Regions from separate parts of the Homo sapiens genome. Here region 2 is linked to region 1. Evidence: read pairs that join two places in POLR2A ChIA-PET (ENCODE). Cell type or tissue: HepG2. All regions are shown on one strand. Region 1 overlaps KDM2B (lysine demethylase 2B). Region 2 holds the start of ANAPC5 (anaphase promoting complex subunit 5).

Region 1 (4,000 bases):
TGGTCCCAGAGCAGACATCAGAGCCCCTGCAGCCAACCTGCACACGCGAAGGACCCCGTCCCTCCTGTCCCAGCTGTGCCCCCACAGGCACAGTCCTTCAGTTCTGAACGGGAGCGGTTGTGACGCTCAAGCCTTCACTGATGGCCAGGAGCCTCCTTCCCACCTCCCCACCTCCCCAAGCCTGGGGGTCAACCCTGCCAGCTCTGGCCACCAGCCAGGCAGTCTTACTTTTTCACTTTCGGGTACTTCATCTCTGCAATGGCGTTCGTGGCTTCTGTCTGCTTCTCCTTCAGATGCTGGGGCCACATGTTGTCCACCCAGTCCACCAGGTCTACCTGAAAGCCAGACCAGTGTGAGCACTGCATTTCTCCACTGCCGAGCCAGACACAAATACCCCTTTCCCCGGAGAGTCCTTGGGCCCCCCCGCTCCCCCAATCTACTGTGGGCTCAATAGTCCCAACATGGGAGGAAGGAAGGGCAGGGATGACAGGACCCACACTTTGTAGAAGGGAAGGAGATGAAACAGTCGCTGGGGGTCGGGCACGGTAGCTTATACCTCTAATCTAAGTGCTTTGGGAGGCTAAGGTGAGAGGGTCACTTGAACCCAGGAGTTCAAGGCCAGCCTGGGCAACATAGCAAGATCCCTGTCTCTACAAACCACGTTACCAACCTTAGTCACCCCTATGCCTGCCAAGCCCAGCCAGCCACACCCACATGAGCCTTTTTGCAAGGCACAACCCAGGTGGCAGGGGGACAGGGAAGGAGATGAGGTGGAAGGTATCTGGGGAGGGTACCTGGGCCCCGGACCTACCACAGTCGGACGCTTGACCAAGTGCTCCAGCTTGGTGTGGCTGAACTCTAGGCTGATGACGTTGTACAGCTTGTCCCGCTGGGCCTCGGGCGTCTCGTAGTAACGCACAAACTGGGACATGCTCATCTCCGTGCCCTTCTGGGTGTTCACATCCATCACGTCCACAAGCCGCCGGCTCCCTGGAGGCAGAAGCCACACACTGGTTGTTCCTGCCGGCTTAAGGCTCCAGATCCTACATGGGAGCCCCTCACTAAACAAAAGCTGCTCCTCCACGTTTCCCCACAGTCCTCACCCCTCTTCCTCATCTGTTCAATTACCTCACCCCATCGGCTTTCCTTCTGGGATCTGTCTCCCACCCACCTTGCTTCCCTGCACCACCATGGCCTCCACGCCAGTCTGCGATGACCTCAAAAGCTACCTAAAGGGGCCCAAGCAGCTGGGCATGGTGGCTTAAGGCTGTAATCCCAGCACTTTGGGAGGCCGAGGTGGAGGGATCACCTGAGGTCAGGAGTTTGAGACCAGCCTGGCCAACATGGTGAAACCCTGTATCTACTAAAAATACAAAGATGGCCAGGCATGATGGCTCATGCCTGTAATCCCAGCACTTTGGGAGGCCGAGGAGGGCGGATTACCTGAGGTCAGGAGTTCGAGACCAGCCTGGCCAACATAGTGAAACCCCGTTTCTACTAAAAATACAAAAAATAGCCGGGCGTGGTGGCTCACGCCTATAGTGCCAGCTACTCAGGAAACTGAGGCAAGAGGATAGCTTGAACCCGGAAGGCAGAGGTTGCAGTGAGCTGAGATGGCGCCACCTCACTCCAGCCTGGGCAACAGAGCAAGACTTTGTCTCAAAAAAAAAAAAAAGAAAGAAAGAAAAGGAAATAAACATATAAACAAGAAAATCCCAAGAAGCCAGTGACCACCTTTCTTCACAGCCACCTCAACAGGTTACAGGTTAAACCAGCCAAAGGCCACCATATGATGACAGCCCAAGGGCCAAATCCAGCCTACGGCCTATCATTGTGTGACCCAGAAGTTAAGAATTTTTTAACTTTCCTTTTTACTCTGTTGCCCAGACTGAGATCATGCAGTGGCACAATCTCGGCTCACTGCAACCTCCACTTCCTGGGTTCAAGCAATTCTCATGCCTCAGCCTCCTGAATAGCTGGGATTACAGGCATGTGCTACCACACCTTGCTAAGTTTTATATTTTTAGTAGAGATGGGGTTTCGCCATGTTGGTCAGGCTGGTCTTGAACTCCTGACCTCAAGGGATCCACCCACCTCAGCCTCCCAAAGTACTGGGATTACAGGCATGAGCCACCGCAACTGGCCTAGATTTTTTTTTCCCTACAATAGCCATACGTTTTGAGGGGTTTTCCATTTTTGTTAACGGAGGGGGAAAAATCAAAAGAAGAATACTATTTTGTGATATGAAAACTATATGAAACCCAAATTCTCAGGTCCATTTACAAAGCTTTCCTGGGGCACAGCCACGGTCATCGGTTCACATATTGTATAGGGCTGGCTCCGTGCGACAATGGCAGAGCTAAGTAGTTGCAACAGACCAAATGGCCTGAAAACCCGTAAGTATTTACTCTCTGGCACTTAACAGAGAAAGTTTGCTGGCCCTTGAACTAGACAGAACTCTCATGGAACTTAGATGTTGATATGGGTAATAGTCTCATCCCGTTCACTGAACCTGCCCTCTAACAGGCCCGTGGTCAATATTTGTTGAATAAATAAACATAGCCTTTCATGTGGTCGGAACTGAAAAATAAAAGTAACTCTGTGTAATCCCAGCACTTAGAAAAGCAGAGGTGGGAGGATGGTGCTTGAGCCTGGGAGTTTGAGACCAGCCTGGGGAACACAGCAAGATTCCATTCTTTTTTTTTTTTTTTTTTTGAGACAGGGTCTCGCTCTGTCACCCAGGCTGGAGAGCAATGGCACGATCGTGGCTCACTGCAGCCTCAACCTCCCTGGCTCGAGGGATCCTCCAGCCTCAGCCTCCTGAATAGCTGGGACTACAGGGCGGCACCACCACATCCAACCAGGTTTTTATTTTTTGTAGAGACAGGGTTTTGGTTTTCTTTGTTTGGTTGGTTGGTTTTTGAGACAAAGTCTCGCTCTGTCGCCCAGGTTGGAGTATAGTGGCACAATCTCAGCTTACTGCAACCTCCACCTGCGGGGTTCAAGTGATTCTCCTGCCTCAGCCTCCCGAGCAGCTGGAATTAAGGGCGTGCACCACCGCACCCGGCTCTTTTTCGTATTTTTAGTAGAGATGGAGTTTCGCCATATTGGCCAGGCTGGTCTTGAACTCCTGACCTCAAGTGATCCGCCCGCCTCAGCCTCCCAAAGTGCTGGGATTACAGGTGTGAGCCACCGCGCCCAGCATGACAGGGTTTCATTAAGTTGCCCAGGCTGGGAGACCACATTCTCCACAAAAAGGAAACAAAAAAAGAAAGTAACACCTTAAGTATGTAAGAGAACTTGGGTATTTCTATCTTTTGGGTTCAAGATCTAAATTTCACAGCAACCTGGAAAAGCAAGGTGAGACAGTCTGTTTTACAAATGGGGAGACCAAGGCCCAGAGACACAGCAACTGGCTCAAGCTCCCCAGAGTAGACTCTTACTACCAATTACAACCATTACCATTTACTATGTGTGTCAGCACAGGCGGGTTCTCTACATATATTATCTTGTGTTAGGTTCATCGTGGTCACAGCTCTGTGAAGCAGAACTTCAATTACACCCATTTAATGGAGGAGAAGCTGAGACTTGGACAACTAACTCGCCCAGGAATGCCCAATTCGTGAGTGGCAGAGTGGTATTTGAATCCAATTCATTCTAATGCCTAAGCCCAGGTTCCTCTCCCATCCCCCGAATACTGAATCTTGATCGTATGCTAAGGTTGAAACATGACCCCAGACCTGGCCAAGTGCAGTGGCTCATGCCTGTAATCCCAGCACTTTTGGAGGCCGAGATGGGTGGATCACCTGAGGTCAGGAGTTCAAGACCAGCCTGGCCAACATGGCAAAACCCTATCTCTACTAAAAATACAAAAATTAGCCAAGTATGGTGGCACACGTCTGTAATCCCAGCTACTTGGGAGGCTGAGGTAGGAGAATTGCTTGAACCCAGGAGGTGGAGGTTGCAGTGAGCTGAGGTCGTGCCATTGCACTCTAGCCTG
Region 2 (4,000 bases), 200 kb before region 1:
ATTTCTTCACGTTCCTCCAGGCAGGGAGAGTATCTGATGGACACGAGTGTCCCCAAGCCCAGGGTTCCGCACAGAGCAGATGCTCAGTAAAAGTTTGCTGCACGAGCAGGAGCCAGCGGGCGCCTCTCACCTGCAGCAGGGGCAGGAGCAGCTGGTTGAGCCTCCGCCGCTCCATGAGGCTGACGGCGCCCTCGCCTGTGCGGCTCATCTCGTTCAGCAGCACCAGCACCGCGATCTTGTACGGCGTCACCCAGTCCTTGATGCCGAACACATTGGCGTGCACAACCCCATTGGTCATCATGGGATTGAAGTAGAGGCTCTCGTGGACGCTGGCCATGGCGGCCCGAGACTAAGTCTCGGGCCCGCGGCGCGCTGCCGCCAGTTGTCACCACAAGGCACAACACTACCGGGTCTACATCTCCGCCCGCCCTCACAATATCCCAGGAAACAGACATCCGCGTGCTCGCGGCATTTGTTAACCAATCAGAGCAGTCTGTCAGAGCACATGGGAGAGCGACAGCCAGTCAGAATGTACAAGAGTGCGGGGAGGGGTGCACCAAAAGACTGACTCCCTACAGAAACTTTTGCCGAGTGGGAGCAGGTTCCCAGGCTACGTGGACAGGGACCGGATGGGAGGGGAAGTCGATGCTTGGGGTCGGGGCTGAAGGGACTGAGGAGCTCCCAAAGTGGTTTTTTTGTTGTTGGTTGTTGTTGTTGGTGGTGGTGGTGGTGGTTGTCGTTGTTGTTGTTTGAGACGATATCTCGCTATGTTACCAAGACTGGAGGGCAGTGGTTATTCGTAGACGCCCTCAAAGAGCACTGCACCCTCCCAAATCCTGGGCTCGAGCGATCCTCCCGCCTTCCCGAGAAGCTGGGACTACAGGCAGCGCGCCTGGCTTGTTCATGTAATTTGAAAATAGTTCAAATAGAATGTTTAAATGATTGTGTTTAAAAGTACCGAAATTAAATTTGCACCCTTAAAGTATGTATTTATTATGTTACTTTTAAACTCAAATGTTTAGGAGTTTAACTCTGTCTTTTTAAAGATAGGAACATGAGATTTTTCTTCAGCGTTTCACAAATGCCATTTGCAGACAGCCAGATCAGGTTGCCAGTGGTCGTGTATCCTTACGTGAAATAGAACATTAGCAACATCACCTCCATGTGCTGAGTCAGTTTCCTACCTAATAAACTACAAAATCTATACTCTGCATTTCAAAGCCCTCCAAAAGCAATCCCCAGCCAACATTTTGAACCTGATTTTTCACAATTCCCCTTCCGTTCATCTGTACCTCTCCCAAGACACTTAGTTCTCTATACCCTGAATTATTATTAATGATCTGGTATCCCTATTAGTCTTTATGTCCCTTGAAAGAAAAACCACATACCATTCAACTTTGGCTATCCACATGCACACACTGTGCCTTGTGCCTTTTGTTTTGTTTTGTTTTGTTTTGAGACGGAGTCTCCTCTGTCGCCCAGGCTGGAGTGCAGTGGCGCGATCTCTGCTCACTGCAAGCTCTACCTCCCTGGTTCACGCCATTCTCCTGCTTCAGCCTACCGAGTAGCTGGGACTACAGGCATCGGCCACCACGCCCGGCTAATTTTTTGTATTTTTAGTAGAGACGGGGTGTCACCGTGTTAGCCAGGATGGTCTCAATCTCCTGACCTCGTGATCCTCCCGCCTCGGCCTCCCAAAGTGCTGGGATTACAGGCGTGAGCCACCGCGCCCGGCCTGCCTTGTGCCCATTTTTATGTTTGTTTAAATTATACTTTCTCTCTCTCTCATTCTGCTACCGAGGCTGGACTGCAGTGGCACGCTCACGGCTCACTGCAACCTCAGCCTCCAGTTAAAGTAGGTAATTAGACATGAGCAGGGCAGGAGACCCCCTCGCCCTCAGGAATGCCAGGCTCAAGCAATCCTCCCACCTCAGCCTCACGAGTAGTTGAGACTACAGGCTTGTGCCACCATGCATGGCTAATTTTTTTTTTTTTTTTTTCCCGATACGGAGTCTTGCTCTGTCGCCCAGTCTGGAGTACAGTCGCTCGATTTCGGCTCACTACAATCTCTACCTCCCGGGTTCAAGCAATTCTCCTGCCTCAGCCTCCCGAGTAGCTGGAACTACAGGCACGCACCACCACGCCCGGCTAATTTTTGTATTGTTTGTAGAGATGGGGTTTCACCATGTTGGCCCGGCTGGTCTTGAACTGGTTGAACTCCTGACCTCAGGTGACCCGCCCATCTCCGCCTCCAAAAGTGCTGGGATTACAGGCCTGAGCCACTGTGCCTGGATGCATGGCTAATTTTTTTATTTTTTGTAGACACGAGGTCTTGCGATGTTGTCCAGGCTGGTCTCGAACTCCTGGACTCAAGTGATCCTCCTGCCTCAGCCTCCCAAATTGCTACGATTAAAGGCATGGGCCACTGCATGCAGCCTCATGCCTGGTTTTTGTTTTCTCAATCGCTATTTGTTTAATGAATAATGAATGAATATGCATTATTAGTTCACAAAAACAAAAAAGAAGGCAGATATGTATAAGCTAAATGATGCTATCAAAAAAGAAGACATTGATATCTTGTAATACAAGCTTTCCTATCTTGAGAACTCTGTATGTTTTAGTTACCATACATAATTATTATATAACTATCTTTTATTTGTGAAAGGAGAAGCTGGCTTTTGCCAGGAATTTAATACTCACTTAACCTCTTTCTTTGCCTCGGTTTATTTTTATGCCTCACTCTATTAATGAAAAAGCATACTTACAATCTCCCAGCTCTTTAGGATATTTTTGCATATGTGTATACCATAAATAAGGTTTGACAAAGGGTCTGTGTGGAATAAACTAGTATTCAACCTTAAAATCCTGAGTAGGAACACTTAATGAATGGAAAGAGGAAAGTAATTTTACAAAATCCTAAATAACAATTTTACTGTAAATTGGTAAGACTTTCAAGCCATTGATTCATTTATTCAGTAACACTGTGCTAAGCTCCTGCTATATTTAAGGCACTGTTCTAGGTGCTGGGGACCAAAAGGGATGAATTTCTAAGCCAGAAGTTGCAAACTGAAGTTGCAATCTAAACTAAATGCGGCTCATTAGATATATTTTATTTGCTTTGCATGGTGTTTGCCAACACTTAAAAATTAGGATATTTCTGCCAACAAAGAACTACATTTCCAGCTTCACTTGAAAAATTTGAAAATTTGGTAACATGATTTATTCCTAGATGGTAACAACTGACTGGATATGCACAGCATAAGCTGCCTTTGGCCAGGTGCAATGGCTCATGCCTGTAATCCCAACATTTTGGGAGGCCAAGGCAGGCAGATCACTTGAGGTCAGGAGCTCGAGACCAGCCTGGGCAACATGGTGAAACCCTGTCTCTATTAAAAATATAAAAATTAGCCAGGCATGGTGGGGGGTGCCTGTAATCCCAGCTACTCGGGGGGCTGAGGCAGGAGGATCGGTTGAACCCAGGAGGCAGAGGTTGTAGTGAGCCGAGGTCATGCCACTGCACTCCAGCCTGGGCAACAGAGCAAAAACTCCATCTCAAAAATAAATAAATAAATAGGCTGGAGGTGGCGGCTCATGCCTATAATCCCAGCACCTTGGGAGGCAGAGGTGGGTGGATCACTTTGAGGCCAGGAGTTTGACACATGCCTGGCCAACATGGTGAAACCCTGTCTCTACTAAAAATACAAAAATTAGCCAGGTGTGCTGGGATGCACCTGTAATCCCAGCTACTTGGGAGGCTGAGGCCGGAGGATACCTTGAGCCCAGGAGTTCAAGGCTGCAGTGACCTATGATTACCACTGCACTCTAGCCTGGACGACAGAGTGAGACTCTGTCTCATAAATAAATAAATAAGCCACCTTTATTTAGGGCATGCCGTTTCCAACTCACTACAATCCTCATCAATCGTTATTGGGTTTTTTGTTTTGTTCTGTTTTGTTTTTTGGAGCCAGGGTCTCACTCTGTGGCCCAGGCTGGAGTGCGG

Evidence for each region. Peaks named below come from ENCODE experiments on the same cell type or tissue, not always from the same donor. Only the 100,000 strongest peaks of a DNase experiment are listed, where the experiment ranks them.
Region 2: POLR2A ChIA-PET joins it to region 1 with 8 read pairs; 3 of 35 experiments call an interaction of 5 or more read pairs at or near these places.

The regions. Positions count from the first base shown.
Region 1 is chr12:121,548,649-121,552,648 of GRCh38, forward strand. KDM2B (lysine demethylase 2B) reads right to left here. Exons shown (of 23, transcript NM_032590.5): 5 at 812-990; 6 at 229-335. Among named protein-coding and RNA genes, the nearest start is that of KDM2B-DT, 30 kb to the right of the region's middle. RefSeq lists an enhancer at 460-961. In HepG2, no CTCF peak of the experiment used is centred here; a DNase peak (open chromatin) is centred at 2,483.
Region 2 is chr12:121,352,004-121,356,003 of GRCh38, forward strand. It overlaps ANAPC5 (anaphase promoting complex subunit 5), which reads right to left and starts at 408. Exons shown (of 17, transcript NM_016237.5): 1 at 131-408. The coding sequence starts at 337. RefSeq lists enhancers at 1-158, 151-410, 835-1,510, 1,511-2,184. In HepG2, no CTCF peak of the experiment used is centred here; DNase peaks (open chromatin) are centred at 488 and 2,228; H3K4me3 peaks cover 2,214 bases.